Regions from separate parts of the Mus musculus genome. Here region 1 is linked to region 2. The links are chromatin loops, found by intact Hi-C in ENCODE. Cell type or tissue: gastrocnemius. All regions are shown on one strand. Each heading gives the region's core, and the rest is flanking DNA. Links, peaks and the distances in the headings are about the cores only.

Evidence for each region. Peaks named below come from ENCODE experiments on the same cell type or tissue, not always from the same donor. Only the 100,000 strongest peaks of a DNase experiment are listed, where the experiment ranks them.
Region 1: it touches region 2 in a loop (1.8-fold over the local background); 6 of 42 quality-filtered maps call a loop at or near these places.

The regions. Positions count from the first base shown.
Region 1 is chr12:12,898,000-12,914,191 of GRCm38, reverse strand. It overlaps Gm40271 (predicted gene, 40271), which reads right to left and starts at 4,775. Exons shown (of 2, transcript NR_168679.1): 1 at 4,584-4,775; 2 at 1,163-1,403. It also overlaps the pseudogene Rpl36-ps3. In gastrocnemius, for the core only: a CTCF peak has its summit at 9,683; DNase peaks (open chromatin) are centred at 7,673, 8,780, 9,469, 10,499 and 1 more place; H3K4me3 peaks cover 963 bases; H3K27ac peaks cover 2,526 bases.
Region 2 is chr12:12,802,523-12,818,714 of GRCm38, reverse strand. No RefSeq gene overlaps it. Among named protein-coding and RNA genes, the nearest start is that of Gm35155, 17 kb to the left of the region's middle. In gastrocnemius, for the core only: no CTCF peak of the experiment used is centred there; DNase peaks (open chromatin) are centred at 5,665, 7,596 and 8,432; H3K4me3 peaks cover 906 bases; H3K27ac peaks cover 829 bases.

The DNA of each region.
Region 1 (16,192 bases), core at 5,469-13,468, 94 kb before region 2:
CCCGCAGCCCTCCTCTGTCCCTTTGCCATCTTCCAGATGTTGGGTGCCTCCCTTTCACGAAGACCTGAGATTGCTCTGACCTCATCTGACCGATGAGGAGCCGTTTTTCAGAATTCAGCCACATCCTTGAGGAAGGCCACAGTTCCTTGCCTCTGCTGGCTGTGTCAATAGACCTGGAGATTTGTCACTCATCCTCTGTGCTCTGACCCTACGAGATGCAAGATTCTACGAGGGTACTTTGTGGGTGCCATGCTGTCAACAGGGGTCCGGGAGGGCAAGCCATGCACTGTAAAAATAGATCTCATCAGGGGCACTATTCAGGACAACCTTGTTGCAGAATGAGGATATTCTCCTGAATATTTAAAAATGTTTTGCTGAGTATGGTGATACATACCTACTTTATCTTACCAGAGGCAGGGGCAAGGGCAGGGGCAGGGGCAGGGGCAGGGGCAGGGGCAGGGGCAGGGGCAGGGGCAGGGGCAGGGGCAGGGGCAGGGGCAGGGGCAGGGGCAGGGGCAGGGGCAGAAGCAGATGGATCTCTATGAGTTCAAGGCCAGCCTGGTCTGTGAGTTCTTAGCCAGATAGAACTACACAGTGAGAATCTCTCTCAAACACTTTAAAATAAGGGATAAAGAAAATTACTCAGATGTAGCAGAGGATGGCCTAGTTAGTCATTAATGGGAGGAGATGCCCTTGGTCCTATGAAGGCTCTAAGCCCCAGTGTAGGGGAATGCTAGGGCCAGGAAGCAGGAGTGGGTGGGTTGGTGAGCAGGAGAAGTGGGGGGAAGGGATAGGGGGTTTTCAGAGGGGAAATCAGGAAAGGGGATAACATTTGAAATGTAAATAAAGAAAATATCTAATTTTAAAAAAGAAAAGAAAAGACTCAGGAGTTAAAAGCACTTGCTATTCTTACGGAGGGACCTTCGTTCAGTTTCCAGCACCCTCATCATGGCTCCTAACCATCTTGATACTCTAGTACCAAGAGATCTAATACCCTCTGGCCTTTGTGGGCCATGAAGGCATGGTGTACATACATATACATATGCACATAGAGATACATACTAGTAAGACAATCATATGCATAAAATATCTTTATAAAATGATTAGTATAGTAAATTTTATGTGATATGTATTTCACCACAATAAAATGTCAAACTCTGACTGACAGTAATAGTATGTGCCTTTAATCTGGGGGGGAGGGCAGATTCTTTTGTAAGTACAAGGTGGTAGACTACGACCCTCTTTCATATTAAGCCAAAACAATGAAGATAAAAAAGTCTATGCCCTCAGTCTCACATGTTGTGGCAGGCACTCAGAGGCCACTGTATTATTCTTCACTGCAGAAACTTCTAGTGGAGGGTTGGCAAGATGGTTTGGAGGGCAAAGGTCATTGCTGCTCATCTCTGAAATCCATGAAAAAGTAGAAGAAAAAAAGGGGCATTTATTATTTATTCATGGAGAGAAACGGAGGGTGAAGACTTCTTGTCTCTTCTACTCCTTTAGGGGAATCTATTTGATTAGGGCTCACTAGGTTAGCTAGCGACTGGAGGATGGTGGGACCTGCATGCTCAGATACTTGAAGCTTCGTATAGCCATGCACTGGCTTGCAATTTTGCCTGAGAAGTTAATCGAGTACACATGTAATACAATGTCATAAAATGAAGAATACGATGACACTTAGAGGTAAAAAACAAACAGTTCCAAGAATCCCAAGGAGGGAATAGACACATTGATATAGCTTCAAGGAATATTCAAAGGCTTAGGTGGGCCTTTAAGGACCTTTAACAATCCTGTCCATTGAAACAGTTTTTTTTTTTTTTGTAGGAACCATCTTTTATTGGGGGAGGGTTCATCAATCCTTCTTGGCCGCCGCCTTCCTCATGGCTGCCAGCACGTTGCTCAGCTCCTCCCGCTTTCTCTTGGCGCGGATGTGCGTGCCCACCTTCTTCTTGATGAACTTGAGTGCGCGCTTGTCCTTGGATACTTTGAGCAACTCCATGGCTCGCCGCTCGTAGGGTGCGAAGCCGCACACCTCCCGGATCATGTCCCACACGAACTTGGTGTGTTTGGTGAGGCGCCCGCGTCGCCGGCTGTGTCTCGGCTTACTGACGTTTTTTGTCACCTTGTGGCCCTTGTTGAGGCCCACGGCCATGGGGTAGCGCAGAGCCATGGCTGATGCTCTCCGATGGCGGCCGGGACAGGAAGCTGAAACAGTTTTTAAATTATGGCGTGGTGTACGGCCATGTGTATACCTGATTATGGGCATTCATGCAGTAGTTCAAAGCTGATGTCTGGAATCTTATTTCAATAACCCTCCACCATTATTTATGTATTTATTTATTTGTGAGTGTGTGAGTGTGTGTGTGTGTGTGTGTGTGTGTGTGTGTGTGTGTGTGTGTGTGTACATGTTTAGGCACATGCCGCCACCTTATTTCCCAGGACAGTCTTTCTCAGTTGAGCCCAGAGCTTTAGTGGTATTCCTAGTCTGGCCAGTGAGCTTGTTCCAAGGATCCCATCTCCACTTTGGATTATGGGAGGGTGTACATAGGTTCTAGGTATTCAAATTCTAGTCTTTACACTTTTTTAAAAAGCACTTTAACCACTGAATCATCTCCCCCAACCCTGAGTGGGACAAGGTCTTGTGATGTAGCCCTCATCTGACCTGAAACTCAAACCCAGGCTGGCTTTGAACTTGTAGCAAACCTGCGTCAGTCTCCTGATTGCTGGAATTACAGACATGTACTGCCACATGTACCCAAAATTCTATTTTATATTTCTCGGGGGTTTTTTGAAGGTGGTCTTTTGGTCTTCCATGAAGAAGTTTGTATCACATCATTAGCCTACAGATTACAAATCTGTGAACTCTCCTGGGAATAAACAGAGCACTGTCTGGGAACTTTGGTAAATTAGGTAGAAATTTGTCCGGTGCATGAGTGGAGTGACTTCTCGGTGGAGGACTGAAGGGAACTGCCAAGTCTTTCTTCCAGAACAAATGGTGAGATCGCTGTTTTCTGTAACCCAAAGCCCTTGCAACAAATAGAGTCCTCTCCTGCTCATTATCTTGTCATTAAAACCTCTGGCTTGATGTGTTTCCCTATAAAATAAACCTGAGATCTTATTCATACGGAGGGAAACGCAAAGGCAGGCTCTCCTGTGCATAAAAGGACCCAGTGTAAAGGAGCTTTCTCCTGCCTCTTCAGTTTGATGATGGGATCTCATGGCCAGACAACATTTTTTGACTGGTAAGTGCAGAAACCGCCCTCTTGAGTTACTGTTGAGTGAATGAGAGCCTTTGTTTCCCCCCAAAGAATTAAAAACCTATGGGCCTCCCCCACACAAGCAGGAGCAGGTTTCACACAGCGGTGTTGGGATTAAATGACTGTATCATGAGGAAAGCCAGAACAATGTGTGCTCACATTTTAATCATTTACCAGGCATTCCAGTCTCACTATAAGTTTTACCCACAGCTAGATGACTCGGTCAGGAATGACTGGCTCTAGCATTCTCATTTTGTGCCACCTTTCCACCTGAAAGTAAACTGCTCCACCAGAGACATCTAACAGACAGGATCCAGAGTCTGCGAGCCGGAAGGGGCTCCCTGACGGCTCTAGAGAGTGTGGTCCTACTCCTTCACGCTGCAGGTTTCCAAGTGAGGTTCAGAGAAGGGCAAGCTGCACAGGGTCACTCCCAGGGACAGAGGCATGCAGAGATCAGAACGTTCCTGACTCCAGGTTCTCATTTTCATCAACTACCAGTTTTGACATTTCTCACACTCAAAATGATATTCGCGATGCTTGCTTTCTCGTTATTGTTTTTGAGACAGGGTCTCTTGTAGTCTAGGGCTGTCCTCGAACTCTTAAATGTAGTCAAAGATGACCATTTGTTTCACTCTGTGTGTGAGTGTGTGTGTGTGTGTGTGTGTGTGTGTGTGTGTGTGTTAGCGTGTGCTCACACTTGCTCTCTCTCAAGCAGGGACGCATACTCATGCCATAGTTTTTGTGTGAAAGTCAGAGGACAACTTTCAGAGCTTGAGTTATGGGTTCCGTGGATTAAACTTGGGCTTTTAAGGTTGGTGACAAGCATCTTAGCTCGCTGAGTCATCTTGAGGGCCCTAACCTTCAACTTCTCCTCTTGCTCGCCATGCTGAGAACACAGGTGTGGTCCACATACTCAGTTCATTGTGTTGGGGGTTGAGCCCAGGTCTTTGTGAATGCCAATGGAGCTCCTTGCCCTGAGCTCAACGACTGTTTTGAAGTAAGGCTCCACAGAAAGACTGCAAAGTATAGGATAGGAACCCCACCCCACCCCACCCCCAGTTCTTCACTCAGGCAGCACCACGCTGGCATTCCTGCCCTGCGTGCCTTTCCTTTCTCTGTGCGAGGCAGGGTCGCTGTCAATCTCTCGGACTCGTTAGAATAGTACAAGGAAATGGCTGGGAGAGTGCTGTGACGCTTTGGGAGTGCTAAGCGAATGCAAAGCATAATTATGCGTGTGAAAACGGCTGCTTTGCTCAGTGTAAAACAGAAGGAGGGGGGAATCAATGAGAAGGGTGATGAGGTGCCCCAGAGGTGGTGTTCACTTACAGACACTGCATCCTTCCACATGAAATGGGTCCTGTAGACAGATACTGGAACCAAGATATTACCCAAAAGACAGCAGTGGGACTTCTCAAAGGTGGCAGGAAGAATGGAGTGAATTCAAGAGCAACTATGCAGCCTTGAAATGAGAAGAGCATGGAGCTCAGTGCTGACATTCACTGCCTGTGTATCTCTGATGGAGAGAATTCATCTGTGCCTTGGCTTGTCCTCTGATGTACCTGTGATGTCATAAGGGGACATGAGTCCAATGAACATTACTGATGTCCTTTTTCAATGGCCCTTAGTGCAGTGTGTGTATGTGTGTGTGTGTGTGTGTGTGTGTGTGTGTGTGTGTGTGTGTGTGTTTGCTTGTATATGTGTTGCAGGGATAACCACCAGAAAACCATTCAGACAGTTTGTAGACAATTGAAAGTCTTTATTCCAGCTGGCTCGGACTACACTCTGGTATTCAGAACTCATGTGTAGCTCCAAACATTTAGGGTAAAAGATTGTTAAAGGCAAAAACCACACCCTGGCATCTACAGGAGGAGATTAGTACAAGCCAGCCTTTTAACAGAAGTTGAGGTAAGGTAGCTGGGGCATCTTGACCTTGGGATCCTAAAATAGAGTTTGATAATTTTCCATCAAGGAGATCAAATTCAGATTAAACCTGAAATGGCCTCAGTAAGAACTGTTTGCGCTGCCTTTGCCCTGTCACAGATGGGGTGACATTTGTGTTTAGGCGCTCATGCCCATGCACACAAGTTTGGAGGCCAGGAGATGTCAGAAGATTTTTTCCACTGTCCTTTGTCTTGTTTCTTTGTTCTTTATAAACTTGGAGCTAGGCTGGGCATAGATCAATGAGCCCCAGTAATACTTTAGTCTCTGCCCTCTACAGCTCTGGGGCTCTAAGTGTGTTAGAGGTCATGGCTAGTATTTTATGTGGGTTCTGGGGATTTGAACTCAGATCTCCAGGTTTGCACATCAAGTACTCTTACCCACTGAATCCTTTCCATAGCTGCTCTATCATACATAGCATGCATGAGGCCTTCGTATTTGAGTCTTTACCTCCTTGCCCACAAAGCCAAAACTTGGGTGTGTGTATGTGTGTGTGTGTGTGTGTGCGTGTGTGTGTGTGTGCTGTGAACAGTGTATTCTGTGCTGATAGAGATATGAATTAGGAAGAAACTCAGCCCATCTCCCAACATTTGCATCTCAGTTCATAAATCCCTTCCCACTGATTTAAAGGGTGACTAGAGAAGGAAGAGGCCTCTGGTATTTGCAGTTTGGAGGATTTGGAGATCTTCTTCCCTCTAAAACCCATCCTTGACTTAACTCTGTGCCTACCACATTCTGTTTGGCTGGAGGGTTGTGTGATGTCTTGGACTTACCACTGTATGCCTGGTGACAGATACTTAGTGGTTTTATTCAAGAAAAGTTCAACCAAATACTGGGTCTTGCCAACTACCAAAAATAAGAGAGATGCTTCTGTCCTGCATCCAGGTCTCCAGTGCCTGACTCCAACACTATGGATCCTTCGCAAGGGACACCATTACCTCTCCTGGGATGAGCCCCCACTCCTTTCCAGGGCACCCCCTGGGTCCTCTAGCCTGGCAGTCCTGTTTGTCCCAGGTGCCATTACCCACATCCCTTGTGAAATACAACCATGGGCACTAGTTAGACACTCAGTATCCATGTGCAGGTGTTCCTCAGTTCTAGTCACTCCCCTGTCTCAGCATCAGTGTACAGCTCACAGTTGGAGCTCATGGAGGTGGAACCCAATCCACTTTACCCTAATGGAAATATGTCTAATATTAGTGACACTCAGGAGTGTTTTGTTTTGTTTTAAGATTTATTTATTTTATTTATGTGAGTATACTGTAGCTGTCTTCAGACACACCAGAAAAGGGCATCAGATCCCATTACAGGTAGTTGTAACCATGTGGTTGCTAGGAATCGAACTCAGGACCTGGGGAAAAGCAGTCAGTACTCTTAACCACTGGCCATCTCTCCAGCCCATGGAGTTTATTTACATTGTTATTTATGTATGTGGAATGGGAAGAAACAATCACTTCCAGCGCCCAAATTTAATTTTTCCTCTTTGATTATTTCCTCATTTCCTGTTGGGAAGGAAGAAGCGCTCATTCACCCACTCACCCACCCACCCACTCACCCACCCACCCACCCACCCACTCATCCACGAGATCTTCCGAAAGAATTCAGACTTCTATTTGACAGTAGTGGCACATGCCTTTAATCTCAATAATTTGGGTGGCAGAGGCAGGCATATTTCTGTGAGTTCTCGGCTAGCCTTGTCTACAAAGTAAACAAAGTGAGTTCCAGGACAGCAAGGACTGTTAAACAGAGGACTCCACCCCCCCCCACTCCACCCCCCCCCCCCCCAAAAAAGGGACTTCTTATTTCACCTGGATCTAAGCAATCTTTTATAAAAGTCACAGTTGAGAATCTCAGCTCCCCACAAGCCTTTTCTCTTCGGAGCTTCTAAAGGATAAAGATCTATTTGTCTCTGTGTGTATGTTACAGAAAAATGAATGGGGATTTAATTACAGCAGCTCATTTCCTAAAAGGAAGTCCTATTTACGATGTACCATATGTTTCGCCAGCAGCCATACCCCCAGGGCTGCAGTCTTGTCAGATCTCCTTAGATAAGCAGGGTCCTGCTGGCCTGGCCTAGCAAGGACCCTGGGAGGACCTACAGAAGGGTCCAGGAAATGTGTGTGACTGTTGGGGGTAGGTGGACCAAGGACTACTGCTGGGTACCAGCCACAATGGGTGCTCCCTAGGCTCCGCAGAAGACGGATTCAGAAGTTTAAACAATCCGTGATGATTAAAAATTGCCTGCCTTTTTCCCTCTACTTAAGAGGTTCTTGAGGGGAGCAAGTCTCTCTCTGATCTTGCCTCTCACGTTTTAATTCCTTCTCTGCCACGTCTGAGCCAGTGCAGATGGCTCCCTGGAGCTTGAGAAGCTTCTAGAAGGGATCCTGAAAGGGGAGGGGATGTGGATATTGGGGAAAGAGCCTGGCTCCAGCCTACTGTGATTTTAATGTCTACTGCTGTCCATCTGTCATGATGCCCCCGGGAGTAGGTGCTGGGAGTGTGAAGATGGATCATGCTGTGCGCAACCAATGTGGGGAGGCTTGGAACCTGCTAATCCCGAATCAGTTTTCCGGATTCAGGGCCATAGGCTTCTCTTTCAACCCAGGCTTCCTTTACCTTTTCAAGCGTTTCCTTGTTCCCAGCGTGCCCTGTTCCTCTTGCTTCCTCTCTGTGTTCTCCTTTAAAACTCTATGCCTAGAAATACCTTTAAGTTCTTACATCCTCACTTTCTCACCTCGGCTCTGGGCCCCTGAACTACATGGCGGTCAATGTCATGGGTCTAACACTACTTCCTGAGAGTCTTCTGAGAATTTGCTTTTTCTGAACTGGAAGTCGGTGTAGACAGTAGCGCCAGGTCAACTGGTAAGTCTTCCTATTTTCCACTAAAGGAATCCAGCAGGCCTCCAGGATAGCTATCTTCACACAGCATTCACCTGCCCAGAAGGAAGAAGAGAAATAGGTGAAGCCAGGAAAAAATAAGTAGCCTGTTGGAAGCTTAAGATAATGCTGAAATACAGCGTCTGTCAGCCCCTGGACAGAGATGCTGAGAAGAGCAGACTGAGTTTCCAGATACCAGGCTGGAAGGGATAGTTAGGGAGATGTCTGTCTATACCTATATCGGCTGGCCTCCCCTCCCCTTTCCTCTTCCTTCTCCTCTCCTCTCCTCTTCCTTCCCCTCCCTTTTTCCTGCCTCCTCCCTTCTTTCCAACCCCCTCCCCCTTTCTTTTCTTTCTTTGCCTTCTTTTGTGCTTTTTGAGACAAGGTCTCACTTTGTAACCAACACCTGGCTTGAACTCATGGTAATCCTGTCTGTTTCCTCAGTGTTCATAAACTTCTGTATGCTCCTCTGAGTGGCAGGAGCAGGTAATATCTGGGGATCTAGGAGCTGCTGGGGCTAAGAGTTCACCAGTTCACAGAAGGGGAACTTGCCCAGAAGGTGCCCCTGTGCACTACAAGCTGATGCCCACCCACCTTCCCTGCCCGGATGCCACTGGTTACTTTTTCTTAAAGGACTTGGACGGGGGCCTTTCTCCGACTCCTCTCCAGCCCGTGGCTGAGCCAGCCAGCCTCCTCTCTGCATTGTCTTGGAGAGAGGAATCACCTGGGATTTAGGCTCATTTTTAACAATGTATCCTCATTTCCTGGGGACTAACAGCTTTGTGAGGGTCTCTCAGCAACCCGCGTCAAGGGGGAAGGGGATGGGACTCAAGATGCCTTTTGCTAATTAGAACCCCTTCAGCTCTCCTGTTACACAAGAATCCAGGGCACCACATGACCCTCTGCAAAGCTGCCTTTTTTTTTTTTAAGGTATTTTTAGCCAGAATCAAAGGGTGAGATTTTTTTTTTTTTTTCTGCTCAACTTTGCAACTGTAAGGCTGTGAACCTCATCTCACATTCTCCTTCCTTTTCTATAGATTCTACTGTCCTTACCCGGTTTCTCTATTTCTTTCTCCTTCCTGGAACTCTGCATGCGTGTGTGCGCATATGTGCACGTACGTCCATGCATGCAGGCGCACATGAGGGTGAGTGCATGAGCTCCTGTGTGTAGGTGTGAGGGCCTGGCGGGAGTGTGGCCGCGGTGCCAGGCAGCCATGCTGCATCTCTGGCTGCTCATTGTTCAGTTCCGTCTCCATGGTGACAGGAGCAGCTGCTCCATTCTGGGCCTTGGCTTGGCTGTGCAGGGCGGCCTGCCCGCCCGTCTGCCCGCCGGTCCACCCTCCCGTCCTCCTGCCCAGCCGTGGGAGCTGCCAGCTCTACGCCCTCCCGCTGCCCACAGGCCTTGCCAGGCTGGGCGCAAGAAAGCGTGTTTACTAACACCATCCACATGGCTCCTGGGGCACCGTGGCTCTGCCCAGAAGATGTCAGGCCCAGGGCACCGGGAGGTGGGCCTGGAGCCAGGCTGTCTGTAGCTGAGGGAAACCAGGCTGGCCAGCGGCTGCTGCTGCCGCCGCCGCCGCCTAGGTCTGCCAGCGCTCCCAGCCTCCAGGCAGGGTTGCAGGCACTTGTTCAGGGGCCCCAGAGAAGCCCTCTCCGAAGTCTCTTTCCCCCTTCCTGCCATGCTGTTTAATACTCTTCTCAATGTGCCCTAGTCCTAGTGTATTCCACCTGGTCATTTTACCCCTGGCAGTCTCCTCTGGTCCCCATAGTGGAATTATCCAATCTAACACCTTCACAGGCTTAAATTAGGAGCTGCCAAGTGGGAGGGACCTGAAGGATGTAGTCCTTTGAAATAACAGGCAGAGGGAGGGCAGGGTTGTGTCTACACCCCATCTGCCCTCAGAGGCCTGGGTGGGCTCTCCTGTGTGGCCCTTTTGAGCTCTGCATTCTTTCCCTCTGCTTCTCTTTCTCCTCCTTCCTTCCTTCTTCTCAGCCTCTCCTTCTCTCCCCATCAGTTTTTGTTTTTTTTTTTTTTCCGTGAAGGCCTCTGTTCTCTGTGTCTGTATGTCCATATGTACGTCTGTGATTGTGTGTGTCTCCGTTTGTGGTTTGGTGTTCTGGTGGGTGTCAGTCTCCCATCTGTGTAAATGTCACTAGTTCTGTGTGTCTCCCTCCATCTGTGTGTGTCCATGTTCCTGTGTGTATCTTTGTATGTGTGTATGTGTCAGTGTGCTTGTGTGTGTGTGTTTCTCCCTGTGTGTATATCTACTTATGTCTCCATCTGTGTCTATGCATATAAGAGAGAAAGATGGACCCCCTTTAGGAGGCTAACGACAGTCCTTCTTGGGAATGTCCCCACAGCCTCTTACTGAGGTCTAGTTCCCAGATCCTGGTATCAGAGTCTTGGAACCATAGGCTAACTTCCGTCATCCCTCCTGATGATTCTGCCAGCCTGGGACCCTTGGGGACTTCTGGGACCTGTTTGTCCCAGCAGTAGATCTGTAGCTTCCTGAGAGCCTATGACCCTCTACTGTGTGTGCACAGTGAAGCTTCATAGTACCTGACCTTGTGAAATGTTTTTCCTTAGAAATTTCAGTTGGCGCCAGGCAGTGGTGGCGCACGCCTTTTAATCCCAGCATTTGGGAGGCAGAGGCAGGCGGATTTCTGTGTTCGAGGTCAGCCTGGTCTACAGCGTGAGATCCAGGACAGCCAGGGCTACACAGAGAAACCATGAACCCTGTCTCGGAAAAAAAAAAAAAAAAAAAAAAAAAAAGAAAGAAATTTGGGTTGGTTATAAACCTGAGAGCAAGCAACAATTAGGTCACATTGATATATCTTGAAAGCACTGGTGGTACTCACTGAGTGTCCCACCATGCCAAGGTCAGCCACTCTGTCCACATTTAAGCCTATTTCCGGCCATATTCTGCCCCTGATTGAATCTCAGCTTCCCTTCAAACTTTAAGATGTGTGGCCTATGTGATCTAGGGAGGGGCATTCGAGGAAAGAATCAATGAGGTCCTTGGGTAGTGGCACCTGTTGCAAGCATTTACTAAGTGTCTGAGACCTGCTAGGCTTAGGATAAAGTGCCATCTATACCAGACATTTAAAAAATGCCCTCAGGATTCCATATGACAGAAAATGACCATATTTTGCATATTGGGAAGTGTGGCTTAGAGAATTTAAGTGACTTACCCAAGACCACACAGCTAAAGAACCTGCCTCTCCTTCCTGGGCCATCTTGCCTCATAAAATGGCTGGGTATCCCTTTGAAATGGGGCTGCTCAGAATCGTTCTCATGGCTGCTTTAAGTCTCCCCCACAGCTGCTGCCTTAGCCAAGCCACCTATCTTTTGACTGGAACCCAAGAATAGTCCCTTATCTCCAAGTTTGGTGGTTTGAATGTGCTTGGCCCAGGGAGTGACACTATTAGGTGTGGCATTGTTGGAATGGGTGTGGCCTTATTGGAGGAAATGTGTCACTGTGGGGGTGGGCTTTCAGACTCTCCAATGAGACTGTCTTTCCTGGTTGCCTTCCGAACAAGAAGCAGAACTCTCAGCTCCTTCTCTACCACCATGTCTGCTTGCACACTGCCATGCTTCCAGCCATGAGGATAATGGACTGAACCTCTGAAAGTGTAAGCCAGCCCCCATTAAATGTTTACCTTTTCTGATTTGCCTTGGTCATGGTTTCACAGCAATGGGAACCCTAACTAAGACACCGAGTTTCCATTCTCCTCCTGCCCTCTGACTTATTTTATATGCCAAGGGAGAACCCTAACACACTCAACACTCAACACAAAGCAAGTCACTGTCATATAATCCCAGCACTGAAGCCTGAGGCAAGAGAACCGGCAAGTTCAAGGCCAGCCTGGGCTACATAAAGTCTTTCTCAAACATGATATTAATAATAATTACCTAATATATGTAACATGATCAACGATTATGTGTGTAAATGTATCTCCCCTAGGGATGGAGGGAGAATAGTGATTTAGATAAACTACAATGTGGAGTTAAGTGATCACTGAGTGAACTACATAACGTGATTCTTTTTCTATCACAAACCAGGCATCCCTATACATACATACTCGTATGTTGTAAATGTTGAAATCAAAGAGAAAGCCCTATAAATATCTAAAAATCTAGGGCATGCCAGGATGTCAAAGGCAGTTACCTGGGGTAGGAAAGAAGAGAGGATTGGGCAGTAGACAGATTAGTTTTTCTTTTTATTTATTTTTTAAATAATTTATTTTGTATGTCTCTATGATGGCACTGGATCCCCTGGAGCAGGAGTAACAGGCAGTTGTAAGCTCCCATATGGGTGCTGGGGATTAAACCTGGGTCTCCTGGAAGAGCGGCCAGTGTTCTTAACTGCTGAGCCATCTATCTCTGCAGCCCAGATTATGTTTTCTTAATTCCTCTCTGCGTTATTTCATCTGCTAACACCATCACATAGTACTTTTAAAATTATGATTATTATTTGAAGAACAGTCTCATTTAGCCTAGGCTGCCATCAAATTTATTCTGTAGCTAAGCCTGGCCTTGAACCTCCTGCCTTTGTATTCCAAGTGTTGATTATAGGCCTGTATTACCATATCTAGGTTTATGCAGGGCTGGGTATTAAGCCCACTGCTTTATCATGCTATTGCTATAGAAACTGAATCACATCCCAGCTACTAAGCTTTTTTTCATTTTATTTCTTTTCATTTTCTTTTTTCGAGACCTGGCTGTCCTGGAACTCACTTTGTAGACCAGGCTGGTCTCGAACTCAGAAATCTGCCTGCCTCTGCCTCCCGAGTGCTGGGATTAAAGGCGTGTGCCACCACGCCAGGTTCTTTATTCCTTTTTTTCCTCTCCTCCCCGCACCATGTGTTGGGGTACATTCTTACTTTGTAGGGAAAGTTGGCATTGGACTCATGTTAATCCTTCTTTCTCAAGTACAAAAGTGACAAGTATATTCTGACATATTTAGCTTTACCTACATTATTTTAATAACTTTAAAATTAATAAATAAGAATTCTAAAGACCAGTCTCATTATTTGCCTTGTTATTTAATATGTTCCATAACCCTCACGGCTGACAGAATAGTATCCAAACTTAAAATGGATCACAATATTCTTTGGACTCTGCTTCCAGCTGCTCCCTGCTTCACCATAGCTACTCACCATGTCTTCTTTGACCACAGTGAATTCCATCAGTGTCTTTACTGTGTCCAATTGTCTTACCCCAACACTGTACTCATAACCCCTGAGGAATTGGCTTATACCTTACTCCTTCAAAGTGCCTTCTGTAAAATGGCATCATAGCTGTGTTTGTATTTATTTGGGAGAGGAGAGAGGAATGAGTTAGAAGATACTTCGAGATTGGGGATGAATGATGTTTATGGAAGCTATTTTATAGGAAGAAAAACACCATAATAATCTTTTATTGCCCTTGTTTTGGGGGTTTGTTTTGTTTAATTGTATTTTTGCTTTTTTGTTTTGTTTTTTGAGACAGGGTTTCACTCTGTAGACCAGGGTAGACTAGAACTCACAGCAATTACGTAATTATCTTAGCCTCCTAAGCCCCCTGACAGCAGATATAAGTCATCATGGACAGCTTGTGCAGAAATGGTTTTTGTGTAGTGTCTTGCTAGAAGGACCAGATGGCTAGCCAATGGCATAGGGAATGCTTCTAAAGACAAAGTATGAGGTATACCAGATGTCCCAGATTAAGAGCCCCTAAGTGTCCGAATGGGGATTCTTTGGTATTACACACGAAACATTAATGCTTTCTGTGTTAAAAGCAGTTAATATTTGCAACCAAGGGATAAAAACAACATGAAAAGGGCCCCCAGGGACTAGAGAGTTAAACGTTTGTTAAAAACTTGTTCTGGTCTTGTAAAGGACCTGAGTTTGGTTCCCAGCACCCACAATAGGTAATTTATAGCTGCCTGTAATCCCAGCACTAGACTCCTCAATGCCTCTGTGTGCTCGCTTCACCCCCCCCCAACACAAACACACTCACACACACACACACACACACACACACACAGAGTCATACACATACACACTAAAAATAATGGGGTACATTTAAAAAAAAAAGAAAGAAAGAAAGGAAAACCATCTCAAAATCACAATAAAGGAAGAGAAAGGCTTTCATGGGCCCTAGATAAATGGGCTCTTGGGAAAAGTTGCTATTTATTTATTTATTTATTTAAGATTTGAGGAAGCTTTTGTGGTACAAATCACCCATCATCAGCAATGAGGTTATCAGAGTTCTCTACTCCTCTTTTTCTTGCTAGTTTGCTCATGATGGTGTTAAACATGCTGGTCCCTCTCTGGGCCTTAGTTTCCATCTCTGCTTGTGCTTAGGTTCTTTCTAAAAGCTCCGTGTCACTAATATTGGAAGGATATCTCTTCTGAAAGGCAGAACCTGTCTTGTCTGGAACTGCATTGCCAGAAGCAATACAGTAACGCCTTTAATAAAAAGGAGATGGAATTAAAACCAATAAATTGACATTGATGCACACACTGAAAGATCGCCTGCCTAGAAGAGCCAGACAGTGACTTGTGAGAGAAGTAAAGGTGTGTTTCCTCAGAGGAATGTTGAAATCCTTCTGGCATGCTGTAGTAGTTTATGGGGGAAATGAGCCGATCAATGGTTGGCACTCATGTGTGTCCCTGAGTGTATGTGTAAGTACTAATGCTATACATTTTTATATATTTTGGTTGTTACTGTTCAAAGTGAGTTGGTGTCGTGTGTAAAACTGGGAGAGACTGAAGTTGGTATATAAACTGAAGGAAATTAATCTATAGAATATGGTGATTATGCCTATTTATGGGAAAAAAATTTTAAAGTCACATTTTTAGAATTAAGCAAAACACAACACACCTTTTGTATGCCCTGATAAGTCTTTCTTCGCCTGAAACACAAAAGGGAAAAAAATTGTACAAAAACAAAACAAAACAAAACAAAAGGTTTAAGTTTCTACATAAGGAGCCATCTCCCTCCCTTCTGATTAGGTGTTATTAGAGCTTGAAGTTCTAAAGGGACCTTTTTTTATTAAAGTGGTTGTGGGTGGGTGAGGGAGACTTTTGGGGACTTGCTTCTCATGGCCAAGAAGCCCTTTGGCAAGGAGCCTTCTAGGAAATCTCACCCAGGAATTTTCTTTCTTGTGAGGCTTGGAAGGCCTAAGTATTCCCACAATACCAGTCAGGCCACATTCTCAAAGCCTGCATAGCAACCAAAGAACACTATTTCCAGTTTGTGAGCTGGAAAGGACTTAGAAATACCTAAACCCAGCCCTTAGTGTAGAAAAAGGTGTGTGTGTGTGTTTGTGTGTGTGTATGTGTGTATGTTTCAGAAGGGCCAGGTTGGGACCCAGGCCATGGATACTCTTCTCTTTTCCTTCCATGGAGTGTGGTTAGGGGACTGTAATGTTAGGAACTGGAGCCAGGCTGGCATGAAGATTTCTGGCATTCTCGACTGAGGACAAAGCCCATTCCAGCACGTTTCAGGTCCCCAGTGGAAGTATCACTAAGTGACCTTGGTGTTATTGCATATGTGGATAGGGCCAGCAGGGGAACAGGGAGGGACACAGCAGAGCCAGAAGGAGAAACCTGAGGGAAGGTGCTGTTGTGTACTGGGAGGGTAGTGTGTGTGCATGCATATGAGAGAGTGTGTGAGTGTGTGTATGTGTGTTGGGAGGTGCTTAGAGACTTTCTTCTCTTCCAGGCTTTGGGGAGGGGCAGACTGGTGTCATGATGTCCCTCTGCAGCAAATCCTCTTTATGCCGACTGACCCCACATAGCAGCTCACAACCATCTGTAACTCAGTTCCAGGGGATCCCATACCCTCTTCTGACCTCTGCTTGCACCAGGCATGCATGTGGTGCAGAGACATACATGCAGGCAAAAACATTTATACATACATACAAAAAAAAATTCTAAATGACAAACAAAACCCTCCAAACTGAATTTTGGCATAGAGAGAAAAGATGATATGGGCGGGTGGTGGCTAGACCATACTTCTCTTGAATTCCCAGCCTTCTGGGTACTGTTCTCTTGCCTTTAGCCTTATGCCCTTCACCCGTGGACAGATTGATTCATCTAACAAATGCCTGGGAGGAAGAGCAGCTAACTGT
Region 2 (16,192 bases), core at 4,264-12,263:
TACTTTTGGTCATGGTGTTTTATCACAGCAACAATAAAGGTAACAGACACACTACAATATCCATCAATGCTTACTGAGTGCTTGCTGCTGTTGCTGTCGAATAACCATTCATTGTTATGGTAATGTAATAATAATGTAATAACATAACTGCATCTTCCAGAATCTCAAAAGCCCAAGCTTCCAGTAGAAGGTTAGAAGTTAGGGGTTTAGAAGATGGTCAGTGGGAATGCTTACTGTTTGCTCAGTCTCGAGGATCTAAGTCCAAACCCAATACTTATGTATAAAGAAAGCCAGACATGGCAGTAATCCCAGTGTTGGGGAAGAGAGACCAGTGGATCTTGAGCCAGCCTACCTAAAATGCCATGCTTCAAGTTCCCTACTAAACCCTGTCTCAAGGCAATAAGGTTGAGAGTGACAAAGGCAAGCACTCCTGGCCTCAGATGGGTGGACACAAGTATGTACCTCCTACACGCATGCGCAAACAATACTACATATACTTCACTTTCTTCTAAAGTGAAAAAAGATTTAAATTTTTGGCTTAGTGGACAGTTCTTTGAGTTTGTCGTAGCTGGAGATGCCAGGGAAAGTGGTGAACCAACTACTTTTTGTGGAACACTGAAGAGAGGAGCCCTGTTGAAGGGTAAGGTGGAGCTAGTGTCCCCTCCATGTTCCCAAATAGCACTGGGAAGTTTTTTCAGTGTCTAAATAAATGTGTAAGAAGGCACCAGATGTCTTCTTGAATGAGTCAACCCTTCTCTCATCACATTCCCTCATTCAGAGGTTGATGTTTGGGGTCTTCCTCCATCACCCTCCACCCTATCTTTTTGTTTGTTTTGTTTTTGAGACGGGGTCTCTCACTGAACCCAAAGCTTGATAATTCAGCTAGCCTGGCTGCCCAGCCAGCCCCAGGGATCCTCCTGTGTCTGCCGCTCCAGAGCTGGAATGGTATGTGTTCTGGTACTCCTGGCTTTCACATGGGTGCTGGGAATCAGACTCAGGTCCTCATGCTGGTACAGTAAGCACTGAGCCACATCCCTAGACCTCTTATTATTTCTCCTATAAATAAGAAGAAAACACCTCAAATTGCTTCACCTCTATCCTGAATCAAGTTGCTTCAAATCAAGAGATCAGATCAAAACTTCACCTTGAACACTATGCAGAGCCAGGTCCTTCTCTGCCCTATATACACCCTTGTTTCTATTCCCATACCTTGGTTAAGTCAGGTATGAGTTTCAGTTAAACAGGGACCCAGGGACCCGGCCATGAGAGATGACAAAGGCCTAGAACCCAGGACTGGAAAACAGAAAGCCATGATGCCAGACGTGTGTAAGAGCAAACGAAAGGAGACACTCTGAGGCGGGATTGTGGGCAGAGAGAAGAAAGCAGAGCCCCAGGGATTATGTGTCCCCTGTGGGATTTATGGGAGGTTCTTGGAGCTGGCTCACACTGATCAGGTGACCACAGAAGCCATGCAGCTGGAATCAGGACCACAGATGGCCTCTGCCTGGAACAGTAAAAGGAGCAGATACCTACAATCTCCAGCACCGAGGGCAGAATCCCAGGGAGGCTCTAGCATGATGACACTTTAGGAAGTCCCATTTTCCTTCCTGGTAAAGTGAGGTTATAAAACTTGCACAGTGCTAGTTGCACAGGTGGTTAGTTGATGCGGACACATCACATAACACACAGTGATGGAACACTGCATCCAGGTCGCTGTGTTGGATTGACACTCTCTGGTCATTACAGTCCGACCTTAACTCACTTGCTCACCCAATAAACATTACTGAGATAAAACTGTAGGTCAAGTCCATACCACAGATGTTCTGGGATGCGGAGCACAATAAGCTGGGCATATCATTCCATGTATGAAGATGTCTTTCCAGCTTTGTCTCCAAGGCTGAAATATTGGTGGCCCTTCTAAGATTCCTCACTAAAGGTAAAAGGATGGTTACTTGTTGACAGTTTCGGAATGGAGACAAAGGGCCTGAGAGTGAGCTGTGCAAGAACAGCTGGATCACCCAGCACTCTATGCTCATGGAGAATTACTGTTTTAGTGCTGTGGGCAAGTGTTGACTTTGGGGTTACAAAAACCTTTTAGCCAGGAGGTGAATTTGCAAACTTAAAATCCACAAATAATGAATGTGTCTGTGGGGACTAGATAGAGCTAATATAGATGAAATTTTCTGTTTAGTTCTGTCTTTTTTCTGAAACTGTGGATTGAACCCAGGGCCTTAAATTAAACATAGATTATAGGATTATTATTTTTCCTCTTATCTTTGTTTTATTAATATTTTATTTCATTTTTTAAAAAATATAAGATCTTTTCATATAGCTAAGGACGGCCTTGAACTTCTTCTTATCTTCCTATATCTAGCTCCCAAGTGCTGGGTTCAAAAATATGTACCACCCTGCTTGGAAATTGTAGGATTATTAGTGATGCTTTTTTTAAAAGTTGGATTTTGTAAGTTATCATACAAAATAGGTTAAGTTACTTACCATATTATAATAATTTTCCATATTTATTGCCTTAATTTTTAAAACATATTTATTTATTTATATGTGCATGTGCATGTGCATGTCCATGTGTGTGTGTGTGTGTGTGTGTGTGTGTGTGTGTGTTATGCCTGCATGTATGTCTGTGCACCATGTACTTGTCTAGTGCCTGGCCAGACACCCTGGAATTTGAGCTACAGATTGTGAGTGCTAGATATCCCTGTCCTCTGGACCATGGGCCAGTGCTCTCAATCACCTATCAATTCCCTAGTCAATCACCTATCAATTCCCTAGTCAATTACCTATCAATTCCCTAGTCAATCACCTATCAATTCCCTAGTCTCCAATTATTTTGCCCTTACTGAACCCCACCTCCACTCATTTTTTCTTCTCTATTTTTTTTCCTCTTGTCAGAACTGAAGACAGGATCTTATGCATTAGGCAAATATTCTACCAAGCCACACTCCTGGCCTTTATTGTTGCTTCTGCTTTAAAGTTTTTAAATCACTTCAGGGAAACAAACGAACAAAACTAGACTTTGCCACTACCTTCCTTGTCTTAGCAGTTGGAGGATACACTTGGACACAGTGGTAGACTGACTGAGTTGGGGTCCGCAGGTCCCAGCTTGGAGTCTTCCATGCTGGGTTATTGAAAGGACAATGGAGAAGAGCTGTGAAGAGTTGGAAATGTCACCTCAGTATTGCTGTCTGTGTTCCATCTCACCAGACACACACACACACACACACACACACACACACACACACACACACACAGAGTTCTCACTGGGTGACATTCCCTTCATGTAGTAATTCCTCAACTGACCTCAGCCTTATTGGAAGCTGTGAAACACAGCTTCCAGCCTTGAGGTGATGGAGAACTGGAGGATTAAATTAGTTAAAATGTGCAGTTCTAATATAGAAGGTCTTCTTCAAAGTGGGCTGGCTAATTTGAAGGAAACTGATCAAGGAAAAGAGAGTGAGCTAGTAAGAGCAGTTGTTGACCTAGGCATGGTACCTCACATCTGCAATCCCAGTTTTTGAGAGGCTGAGATAGGAAGGTTGCTCTGAGCTTGAGGCTAGCCTGGGCTACAGAGTGAGTTCCAGTCCATTCTGGTCTTCAGTGTGTGTCCCTGTCTCCAATAGTCAAGGGGGAAGGGGGAGTAATTGCTTCAAACTGCGCTGAAGACTTATTCGTTTCCTTTTCAAGGGCATTGTGCAAGCTCAGCTCACCTGTGCATCACCCCATGCTTCACTGATTGTTCTACTAGGCTAAAGGGAAAGACCAGAAAGTTGCCCATCACTTCCCGGGAACAGGAAATTCCAGGTCACAAAGGTTGCTTACATTTTTACCTGCTTTGCCTCCAGATCTGAAGCTTATTTGAATGGCTTGTTTGTCTAACTCAGCTCGGCTCAAATCAATCTTTCATGGGTCCTCCTGGCAGAGATCACCTTGGGTCAAAGGCCAGAGGTCATCATGCTTCTCCAATACCTACCGGCTTGGTAAGAGTGCTAAAGTGGACAATTACCCAGCAATTAGTGAGGGACAAAGGGAGGTGCTTCAAAGGACTAATTGGAAAAAGATGAGAACTGTGTGTGCTCTGCTGCTTCTGCGGGACCATCTTTATGGCGGCCCCCAGGGGTTTCTAGTCTTTCCTCAACTTGGCTTTCCCCACTTTCTTTCTTACTTTCAAGGTAAGGTCTCACTATGTAGCCCTAGCTGTCCTGGCACTCACTTTGCTGACCATGCTGGCCTTTAACTCACACTTCTAAGTGCTAGAATTAAAGGCATGTGCTACCACACCATGCCATAGTAATTACAGCCAGCATAGGTGAGTTGATGCTCAGGTCTCCCTTGAGTCTTCAAGAATTGCTCCTAGGATGTCCCTCCCTCTCTCGAGCCCGGGTATGCTCACACAAGTCATGTGTTGTTCTTCAACTCAGGAGACCTAGATCTGAGATATCATGGCAGGAAGATTCCCTGAGGACTAATGAATATATAGGACTAATGCAGAAAGATAGAAGAAATCACTCAGAGAAGCTTGTACAAGTTTCAGAGCCTCACAGTGCAGTCTAGGTCTCTTTGGAATTGTACTACTCTTGATTTAATACAAAGTCAGAGTGCTTATAGCAACAGGAAACCACCGATGAAGACCCTGAGGTTCTATGCAAAGACTGACTTGAAAATCTCAGCATGCCACAGGTCCCAGGGTTGTGGGTGCTGGAAAAAGGGGCAGGCTACTTACATAGGCCTGCGTTTCAGGCATGGGGAGAGGGGGGTCAATGCACACAGGTCTCGTGGGCTTTGAGTTCTGGAGAGGCAGCGAGCTGCTCAGCAGTGAAAGGGTATGACATTTCCCCAAGAATACGAATCCCTGAGATACGGCTTCTTTCAACAATGCCCACCCCATGGTTCCATGTCAAACCTCCTCATGTTCCTCTTCTTCACCAGGCTTTGACATACGTTTTTAGCCGCATTTCTATTGTGAGATTTGAAAACAAGGGCAGACAGAGCTGAATCTACAAATGCAGGCTTTGCTGGTGTTTTGTTAACTAAAGATTCATAGCAACATGTCCGTTCATAAGAACTGTGTCCTACAGGAGCGGACATGGCTGATGCAGTTTGGAGATGAAAATGCCTTAGAAAAGGAATGCCAAGGCTATCCCACCCTAACCAAGGCTATCCCACCCTAGACACACTGCCCTTTCTCTTGTAAGCAGAGGGGGTTATCAAAAAGCACAGGCCTGACTCCTGGAGTGCTGAAGGTCTTTCACTCCAAATAGTGCCCCTCCTTGTGCTAGGAGGCGGAACAAAGAAGATTTGTAATATCTGCCATGTGCTGAATCTAATGGCCATCAGATCTCCCCCACTTTTTTTTTAAAAACAATATTACAGAGTAAGCAATAGGAAAAAAATTTAAATGAGCACAGGGCAATGGGGTAATTATCCAAAGTCCAACAGCTAAGTGACTGGACTGGGATTCAAGGAAGTGGCGTCTGTCTTGTGGTTTCTATTGGGTCACACTTCATCGAAGCTCATTGTCACAAGGAAGCATGGCATCCCTGGAGGCCACAGAGTGGAATGGAGGCAGCTTGTTTCCGAGGGTGGGGGAGGGGAGGGAGAAGCCAGATGCTCCAGCCATCTCAGGTCACGTGAAGCCTGATCCTTTCTCAGCTTGATTTGACCTAGAACTGGGAAACAGATGGGACCATGCTGCCCCAGGGTCTGTGGGAGGCTGCACACACACATGAGTCCTGCCTGTCACCGCTGCCTCTGCTAGTGCTGCTGCTGCTGCTGTTGAGAGTCTGGGGCCCACTGGCCTTACAACAGCACTCCAGTGGGCGCCTTTGGACTTAATCTTTACTAGGAATTTAGTGGTAAAGCTAGAGGGCTCATCCTTTCTGAGAGCAACAGAAGACCCAGAGCAAGTGCAGGGCAATGAGACAGATGTCAACTGATGCATTATAAACAATGTGGCATTGTCCCAGGAAAGCACAAGGTCCCAGGCAAAGATAAACAAGGGCTGGAGAGTGGCCTCCTGGATTAATAACCATCCATTAGCAGAGACTCATGGTAGACATGGCTGTTCAGAAATTCCCTCTAGTCGATGAGTGGGGGACCTATTATTATATGCATGTGAAGTTATCTAGCAAATGAATAGAGATCTACCCATTTATTGAGTCAATATTCACTTACTGTTGAGGACCAATAGTCCCTCTGCCAAGGACTGAGGGATTTCTTGGATCGTGCTTTCAGCGCTTTGTTACCCAGGACTTCACTGGTCCTCTCATTCTCTGTTGATGGAGGCTAGAGCAGCCCCTTAGTCTCACTGGGCAGGTGGTGGAAAGCCAGACTCAGTCCCTGCTTCCAGGAACGCATGCAGGTAGTCGTGGCAGGTAATCTGATGGGGCCATGAGCCTTGAGTGGCAGCTTTTCATAAGAGGACCCAACTCTAAAAGTGAGATTCTTTGGCAGAGACTCAACAGCTCTCTACAGAAAGTCCAGGGTGGGGAAGTCTTTCGGTAACTGGCGGTTGGGATGTCTGGGGTGAAGGCTTAATGCTTGTACAACAATTCCTGGTTCAAGACATTATAGGCAGTGGCAGGGGTGAAGTTGGGGGACAGGGGAAACACTGGGGATTTATGGGGGTTATTAGAAAAGCACTAGAGCTAGTTAAGAGATGCAGTTTATGGACTAGAGAGATGGCTCAGTGGTTAAGAGCACTGACTGCTCTTCCAAAGGTCCTGAGTTCAAATCCCAGCAACTAAATGGTGGCTCACAACCATCTGTAATGTGATCTGATGTCCTCTTTTGATGTGTCTGAAGACAGCTACAGTGTATTTACATATAATAAATCAATAATTTTTTAAAAAAGAGATGCAATTTACAACGTAGGCAACATTACGTTGTGGAAGACATTTTTTTCTTGTTTATGCTGGGAGGAAAAGAATTAGAGATTCCTAAATATTTCATTCACTCGAGAATCCTTTACTCACCGTTCTGTGATCTACCAAGTGTTGTGCTAGGGCAGCGGTTCTCCACCTTCTTAATGCTGGAGCCCTTAAAATAGTTCCTCTCGGTGCGGTGATCCCCAAACATAACAGCAGTTTCATTGCTACTTCATAACTGTAATTTTGCTACTGTTATGAACCACAATGTAAATATCTGATATGCAGACTATCTAATATGTGATCGCAGTGTGGTCTTGACTCATAGGTTGAGAACCACTGGGCTAGAGAAATGCCTGCAGGCCGAGCGATCATTTCATTCTCTAAGCACTGCAGAGGAGATCATTTCATTCCCTAAGCACTGCAGAGGACTGGAGGCCCGGCAACCAGGTGATGCGACAATGGGGCTGTGGCTTTTGGTAGGACAGTTATTCAGCAGGGAATAAATCAGTGCTGGCTCCAGCCTCTGCCCTTTTATCTGTTTTTCTTTTATACCCTCCCCTCCAAAAGACCTTGAGGACTGCAGTCGATCCCACTACAAAACAGTTACACAATTCCCCAGGAGAAGGCACATTTCCACCTTGGCCGTGAATAAGTCCTTTCTTCTCTCTGACACTGCCCAGTGGAGGCCCAGGCTGGAGGGTTGGGTCCGGTCTGCTCTGGAGGGGAGGGCTGAATAGCTGTTTGCTTTTTCATTAAACAAAGTCTGCTCCGCAGGGCTTGTGGTCACAGGTGCTCCTGGAGCCCGACAGAGCAGGTATTACAATTCTCCTCTGGCATGCAGGTGAACAGCACGCAAGCAGCCTCAATAACGGTGGTCTTTTTTTTTTTTTTTGTGGGGCTGCCGTCCCATAAATGACTTCTTTGAAGAGGCTGCCCGGGGACTGCGGGACCCTCCCTACAGCACCCACTTGGTCACTGGTTCTGAAAGCTAGATTGTCCCACACGAAGCCCTGCCCTTCCTTCTTCGACATTCCTCATGCTGACCATTGTCTGTAGAAAGAGGCCATTGTCTACCGCTGACATATCTGCTGACCGAGCCGCATGAAACAAGGGGAGCTTTGGGGAGAAAGCAATCCACTAGAAATAACAAAACCCCAAGCTCCGCCTCAGAGGAGGCTCAGACTGGCCTGGTCAATTTCCTGATGGCTGGTGTTCCTCCCGGGAGGAAGTGCCCACCACCACGGGAGGGAGGGTCCCTTTTATCTTTGGGTTGGAATGACACCATTCGTGCCTTTGTGTCAACAGCACTGAGAGGCCTTGTGGAGGGTTATGTGGCTAGTGCTGAAGAGAGCTTGTTTGAAGAGGGAAAAAAAAAAAACCTATCACAGAATGATGTTTACCCAGCAGGCTGCTCCTGCCAATGCAGACTCTAATGCCCGCTGCAGTCAGATATACCCGCTGCCCAGGCTGTTTTGGCTTGCCCTTGGCCTTGGGTGCTGTCGGGCCAGGAGGGCAGGCAGCTGGCAGACACCGGAGGTTGGTGCCAGCTATTAACCATGGAAACTCGCCTCTGCCCTGCGTAAACAGCCAGGCTCTCTTCCAGCCTGCCCCACCCCCAGCTTCCTCCCTGCTCCTATCCAAAACTAAAGGCTCACTATGCCTGGGACCGCAGAGGCTTCGGAACCTTGCCGGTGGCCTGGCCACCGGCATGTGTCTGTCAAATTTTAAAATATACTCACTTTGGTTCAGGGGAAATGTTTTCGGGGATTAAGCAGCAGAGGCCCTTCTGATTCAAAGGGTCACCCCCAGGACCTGGGCCAGGGGCTCTTTAGAAATATGGATCTCAGCCTGGTGAGGCAGTGTAAATGAGCGTCTGGATCATAGGAGGAATTCTGGGGCTACATACAGGTGGAAGGAAGGACCAAAGGAACGAAGGGACGAAGGGAGGGAGGGAGGGAGAGGGAGGGAGGTAGAACGGGAGGGTAGAAGAGAAGAATCCCAGGCCTTATCCTGCTGGTTCAGAATTTGCATGTTAACCAGAGCTGCTATATCTGTACTCGCCCATTCAAGTCTAAAAAGCAGTGATCCGATCAAATAGGTTCTCATACTGTCCACCAGGATCCCCTGGTCCTGGCGTCTCAGACCTAGAGAACAGACCGAGTTGCTCCGTTCACACTGTTAAGAAGCTGTGGCTTGAGCGCAACCAAGACTGGCGGAATAACCCATACAATTCCTTAGGAAACCCATGACACTCTTTCACTGGCCCCAGGGTGAGAGATGCCCTTTGGTGCGTCTGATGTAGTGAGAGAGTGTGTTAGATGGCATCTTCATCAGGAAGTCTCCCTGGTGTTCTAGAAGAAGCCTATCTGTGACCCTAGAGGTTGACGCTGTATCATCACGTTCTCCTCTGATTACAGGGGTGTGGATCTCTGCCCTCGCATCTTCTTAAAGTGAGTTGGGTGCTAGAATTTTAACGTTTCCCATCTAGTCCCCATGCCCAGGCTCTTCCCAGCCACTGTGGCTGAGCTGAACCTCAGTCCCCTCCATCCACATCTGGCAGGCCTAACCACTGGGAAGTCAGAAGGTGACTGTATCTGGAGATGAGGTTTTAATGCACGTAAGATAGTTCAAATGACACAAACCCTAAGCCAGGGTTCTCAATCTCTGGGTCACCACCACTTTGTGCATAGAAGGACCCTTGCACAGGGTCGCATATTAGATATCCTACATATCAGATACATGTATTACAATTCATAACAGTAGCAAAATTTACAGTTATGAAGGAGCAGTTAAAATAATTTTATGGCTGGGGGTCACCACAACATGAGGAATCGTATTAGAGGGTTGAAGCATTAGGAAGGCTAAGGTCAATTGGTGTCCATATAAGAGTCTATACCTGGGTGGTGGCTCAGTTGATAAAGTGTTTGTTGTCCAAGTCATGATGATGCAAGTTTGATCCCCCAGAACCAGTGTGACCCAACTAGCCTATAATACCGATAGCTCTGGGGAAGTAGATTTCCAGGGCTCAGCAGCTAGCTAGTGTGGCTGGATCTCTGACTTCCAGGCTCAGTGTGAGAGAGAAACCTAGTCTCAAAAAGTAAGATGGTGAGTGACTGAGGAAGATCTGATATAAATGTCATATGACACATGTGCATGTGTACAGATGTGAGCATGTATATCCTTACACACACACACACACACACACACACACACACACACACACACACAGTGCTTGCAAATAAATACCCAGGGTAAAAATGAAGACAGCTTATGGGTCAAGGCCTTAGGAGAGAAACCAACCCAACTAATGTGTTGATTTCAGACTCTTGGTTTCCATTATTACGAAGAAATTCTGTTCTGTTGATTCGGTCATTCTAGCTGTGCCTTTAGAATGGAAGTCCCAGCAACCGCTGCACCAGTCTGTTAAGTGCTTCCTGGCAAGCTTGGATAGCAAGTGATATGTTTTGCTGGATCTTAATGTCTTGGATAGTCATCATAAGCTTGTAACATCTCATGCTTAGCATATGTGGGCGGTCCATCACATTCTGCTTTGCCTCAGGAATAAACGTGGGCTGAGAAAGTTGTCCAGAAATCCTTTGCTGTCAAGCATGAGACCAAGGGCACAGGAAGTGGTGTGTGTGATTTTGTCTGGATATTGGACTCTTTAGGAGTCTTCCAGTAACCAGGTCTTCATACTGTCTTTCTCACAGACAAGAGTAGGCTGTTGTCTCACAGGTGAGCAGCTCATGGGCTCAGAGGTCTGCAGAGAACAGAATCTTTAGGTTTCATCTGTCAAAACTTGTCTTCCAGGATCCAGGAAAAGATGAGCATGCTCTGCACAGGCTAGATACCCATGAGTTTCTGTTCTGGCCTCTCTTTATGAATGGGATGTATTGAGTCTATCCAGAAAGATGCAGCAGGCAAGTCACCTCAGAAAGACAGTGGGGAATAGATTATACTGTCAGAAGGGGCTGGCTTGGCCTGAGGCTGGCTCCTAGATCCAAGTTGTTCAGTGGACAGTCTTCATGTGGCTAAGTCAGGTCTGAGCCATGTCCTGGGGGGAAAAGCATCTACATCTTGTTATTCCAGATGCCTTTTTTGGCATCTACCTCCTATTACTTCTTCCCTTTTCTTCTTCTCTTCTCTTGCTTTCTCAGAATAGGGTTTTACTATATATCCCAGGCAGGCCAACTTCTCATGATTTTGGCTCATCCTCCTGACTTGCTGCAGAAGTATGATGATCTGAGTTTGATTTCCCCAGAACCCATGTGAAATATCTGGATGTTGTGACACTAGCCTGTAATGCCAATGCTCTGGGAAGATGGAGTTTCAGGGTACACCACCTAACCAGTCTAACTATCTGCCCTGTGCTGGAGGCTGTACCCTGTGACCTGGCAACCTAGAGTCAGGTAGAACTTGGTCATGTTCTTGTGAAGGTTTGGCCTTAGGGAAGAGAGCAGAGCAATGGAGGAACAATGCCCAGAGCACATGTGCACCATCGGAAAGTACATAAAGTCTACAGAATCTAGGGTAAGCCTACACTCACTCAGCGAAGGTCTCATTGAGGAAACATGGGACAGCTTATTGGAGAAGAGGCATGGTCAAGAAAGTGTTCTAAGATGAAGAGGCAGAAGAAGAAGAAGGGGGAGGGGGGAGGGGAAGAGGAAGAGGAAGAAGGAGAGGAAGAGAAGCATGCATACAGGCATACAGGCATACAGGCATACAGGCATACAGGCATACAGGCCTGGGCTCAAAGGGTCCGCAGTGTATGTGAAGAGTGGGGGCTACCACTCATGGTCAGCCGCTCAGCACAGCGCAGGGATGCCCGTGTTTACATTCTTCCTTGTCTATTCCCCTCATAGGAACTCGTTTCCCCTTGTCCAGCTGGCTCTTGCCACTGTGGAACTTCTGGTCTGGAACAGGCAGGCACTAGTGGCGTTTTCTGTAAAGGGTCAGACCATAAACATTGCTGAGTGTTGCAGGCTGTAGAGCCTCGTTCTCAGCCCCTTGCCTCTGCCACAGGAAGGGCAAAAGCAGCTACAGGAACAGCTAAGCAAGGCTGGAGCTGGGCAGCAACAAAACTGTCAGGACACAATGGTAGACTAGGATTGGCTGCTCATAAGTCAGAGTTAGCCAACCACTGGTCTAGAAGGAGAGATAGATAAGGAATAAGTCCCAGGAGGCAGTTGTAGCCTCTGTTAATGTGATTCTCCTCCCTGTGTCTGGGCCTCAGTGTACAGAGCTGAGCTCCATCTTTAGCTCAAGAGTTACTTCTTGCCAGTATGTTCTAAGTTCCTCTATGTTTAAGTGCCCTTTCACATTCCCATGATCCTCTCTCCATAGGCAACTGTCCCAAGGCATCTGCTCTGAACCTTCAATGTGACTCTCTAAGCTGTGTCACTATGTGCATTGCCTTTTTTTGTGTGTGTTTTCATTGATCGTCTGCCTCCAAGCATGTCTGTGTGAGAGTAAACTGCCCTGTGGTTGCTGGGATTTGAAGCAGGGCCCTTTGGAAAGGCAGTCAGTACTCTTAACTGCTGAGCTATCTCTCCAGCCCTGTACATTGCCTTTTAAAGTATTGCAAATAATATTGTGCCATCAACTCTCGTGCTCGTAGTGCCTCATCCCATTCAGTTCTTAAAACTCTGACCTGAAGGAGCTGGAGAGATGGGTCAGTGGTTAAGAGCATTGGCTGCTCTTCCAAAGGACCAGGGTTTAATTCTCAGCACCCACATGGCAGCTCATAAAATTTACATGGTGAGAGGCAATATTGCAGAAGTGCTTTGCCAGGGAGTGGGAACTTTTTCCATCTACATTTAGGGAAAAATAGCCACAGCCTATGTGCTATTCTCCTCTGTGTGGCAAAGGGATCCGGAAGTCCTCCCTAAGGAAACCGAGTTACTCACTGAAGTGGACATGTCGGCCCTGCTGGGTCAGCACGCAGCACTGAGAGAAGAGACATTTGATGACGGACCTCAGTGGGGTCATAGGCCAGAGTGAAGCCAGCTATTCACTCAACCCTGGGACAAATGCCACAATGAAGGGGGCATGCCAATCAGGAAATACAGGTGCACAGAGCAACCATATAGTAAACACATAGTGGGTGAGGAGGTAGCATCAAAGCCAGAGCCCATGATGAATGGAATGTACAATGGAGATCTGCAGCATCTAGGACAGACCAGATGTATGTTCAGCTTAGAGTCTGTCTGTTTGTAACTTTCTTGCTCTTTCTGTTGGTTTTCTTTTCTGCTGACCCTCAGGCTGAACTCTTTCTACACTGAAGACTTGGGAAGTGTGATCATTGAGTTCGTATGTTATCTTGACCATGCTACAGTGCCCATTTAGTCAAAGACCAACGTAATGATCCTTGTTGCAAAGATATTTTTGTAAAGATTAAGATTAGTGTTAAAGTCAGTAGCAGATAAAGAGATTGTATTACCCTTCAGAGTTCAAGAGAAAAGGTGTACATCCCTTTGAAAGAAAACTTCCATCTCAAGACTGCAGGCAGCATCAACTGGTCTCTGAATCTCTAGCCTGGCGTGTGGCATTCAGACTCATTAGTATCTACTGTAGTCATGATAGACAATTCTTGTATGTGTGCCATATATGTGGTATATTTACATGTGCAGCCATGTGGAGGCTGGAAGAAGATGTCAGATGTCCTACTACATGATTCTGTGCCTTATATCTTTGAGGCAGGGTCTTTCACTGAACCTAGAGCTAGATGCAAGTCTCAGCAAATCCTAGAGATTCTCCTGTCTTCACCCACTAACACACTGTATTTTCAGGCATGTGACTACAGGCAGTTATATAGGTATTGGGATTTAAACTCAGGTCCTCATTCTTGCAAGAGCTCTTACCCACTGAGCCATCTTTTTAACCTTATAGATCCATTCTTTAAGTCAAATCTTTTTCTTTTTCTCATGTATCTATCTCCTATCTATCTATCTATCTATCTATCTATCTATCTATCTATCTATCTATCTATCTACAATCCATCTACTATCTGTCTATCTCTCATCTATTTATCTTTGTATTCATTCATTATCTATCTATCTGTCTATCTATCTATCTATCTATCTATCTATCTATCTACAATCCATCTACTCTGTCTATCTCTCATCTATCTTTGTATTCATTCATTATCTATCTGTCTGTCTGTCTGTCTATCTATCTATCTATCTATCTATCTATCTATCTATCTCTTTACCTACCTATTTACTTATTTTTCTTATTGATATTGCTTCTCCAGAGAGCTCTGGCTAACATCTGAGGGTCAGGGCAAACTGACCTCAAGGTAAGACCTTTCTCATAATTTGAAACCTTGGCCTCCACCATTACCCATCACTCATTAGGCTGAGCTGAACCACAATTTGGGTTTGTGTAGAAGGCACAATAACTCATGCCTGAATCCATGGTAAGAGGCCAGAACTTGTGTCTAGCCCACTGTGCCCTGGCTTTGCTTATTCAGATTTCAGTTCTAGTTGCAGTAGATTCTAGAATATGGTTTCTTGTTTTTCCTGAAGTATGTCATTGACGCAGGGAACACCCACTGCTATCTTGGCCCACTATGGGCCTGGGAAAGCCTTCCTTTTCTGGGGCTTTTTCTCAGACAGGCTCTCTCTAGATGCATCTCTCCTTTTCCTTCTATCAGGAACTCCAGATGAGGTGATGGCCTTGAGACTCAAATGAGGTCCCTCCTCCGACATGCAAAGCATCTTCTGAGGCCAGGTTGCAACTTCCCTGGCTGTTTCAACTGTCTTTGCTTCTGGGGTTTCTCCTCTGTATCTAATCCTAGACATTTTGTCTTCCTCCTGTGTCCTGGAAGTGTCCTGTGGAAGCCATGAGATATTCCAGATAGCTGCAGGTCCTAAGCAGAGTCTGAAAACCTGGTGCCAAGTAACTGGGTGACCTTGGACAAGTTCTCTGCCCTTTGGTTTCTTGGAACAGAATTTCTGTATGTCAGAGAAGTGTGGGTTAGAGGAGACTGTCATGCAAATGAAGTCATTATTATTCATCACACAGCAGATAGAATTCCCAAGGGCAGGGAGGGCACCTTAGGACTCTCCATTTCCTGTCTTTCTCAGGCAGCAGGTCTCCTGGGACTGTACTGATGCTCTGGTCATGAACTTGGCTCCCACTCCAGCACCGTGTTTCTTTGGCAGTGGGCAATGCAGTGACCCTAGCTATCCATTCTGTTCTTCTGCTGAGAAAGCTAACCCAGGTCGGGGAATGTGTCTAAAGGGCTTATTTGCCACTTTATTTTAAAATAAGACCAGTTAAAAAGATTGAAAGGATAATGAAGAGAGATCATTTCAAATTCTCCTTTATTTGGTTTCAGTTTTTAAAGTACTGGGAAACATGCTTTTAAGAAAACATATTCTTAAGAAAAGGTGTGACAAATGTGCCTGGTGTTTGACATGTGTGGGTGGCATGTGGTATGTGTGGTTTGCATATGAGATACATGTTGCATGTGAGTGGTGTGCATATTTGTATATATATGTATATGGTGAGGTATAGTATGTATTTATGGTATACATGTATAAATGGTATGTGTGTACACATGCATGATGTATATTATATACATGTATGTGATGTGAGTAGTGTATGTTGTATGTGTCTGTGTGTATGTGTGTGATATGGTGTCCATATGAGGTGTGTGTGCACATGTGTTTGGTATGTATAATGTGTGTGCATATGTGCGCAATATATGATGAGTGTGGTATGCAATGTATGGTATGTGTATCTTATGCATAGTATACATGTATGTGGGCAGTGTGTGGTGTGCATATGTATATATGCATGTGTATACAGTGTGTGTGGTATGCATATATATATATATATATATATATATATATATATATATATATATATATATGGCGTATGTGTGTGTGTATATTTGTGCATGTGTGTTTTCTAAACTGCTCTGCAACATGAACATCTTGCAAGGGAGACCTTGCCCTCTAAGAGCTGCAATTGAAGGGACAAACAGTGTTGGGTCAAACAGCCTGAGTTGGGGGCGTGGGAGGTGCTAGGAGGGCCATGGTGAAATAGAGGGGCCAGGGTCCCTAGAGCTGACCCTCCTGTGTGTGTTCCCTACCGGATGCTGCTGTTAGCTGAACAGATTCGGCTCATGGTTTCATCTCGGAAAAGACAGAGTAAGGAGGGGCCAGTTCCTTTGTGTGCTGAGCCTGCTGGTGAGCACGGATGGAAAGCTCAATTATCAGTGAGGTTAGGGGCAGGGGGAGAGGTCAGGGCCGAATGCCCGCTCTTCCTCTGGGCGCTGAGAGAGCCGCTCTGGCCTTTGCGGC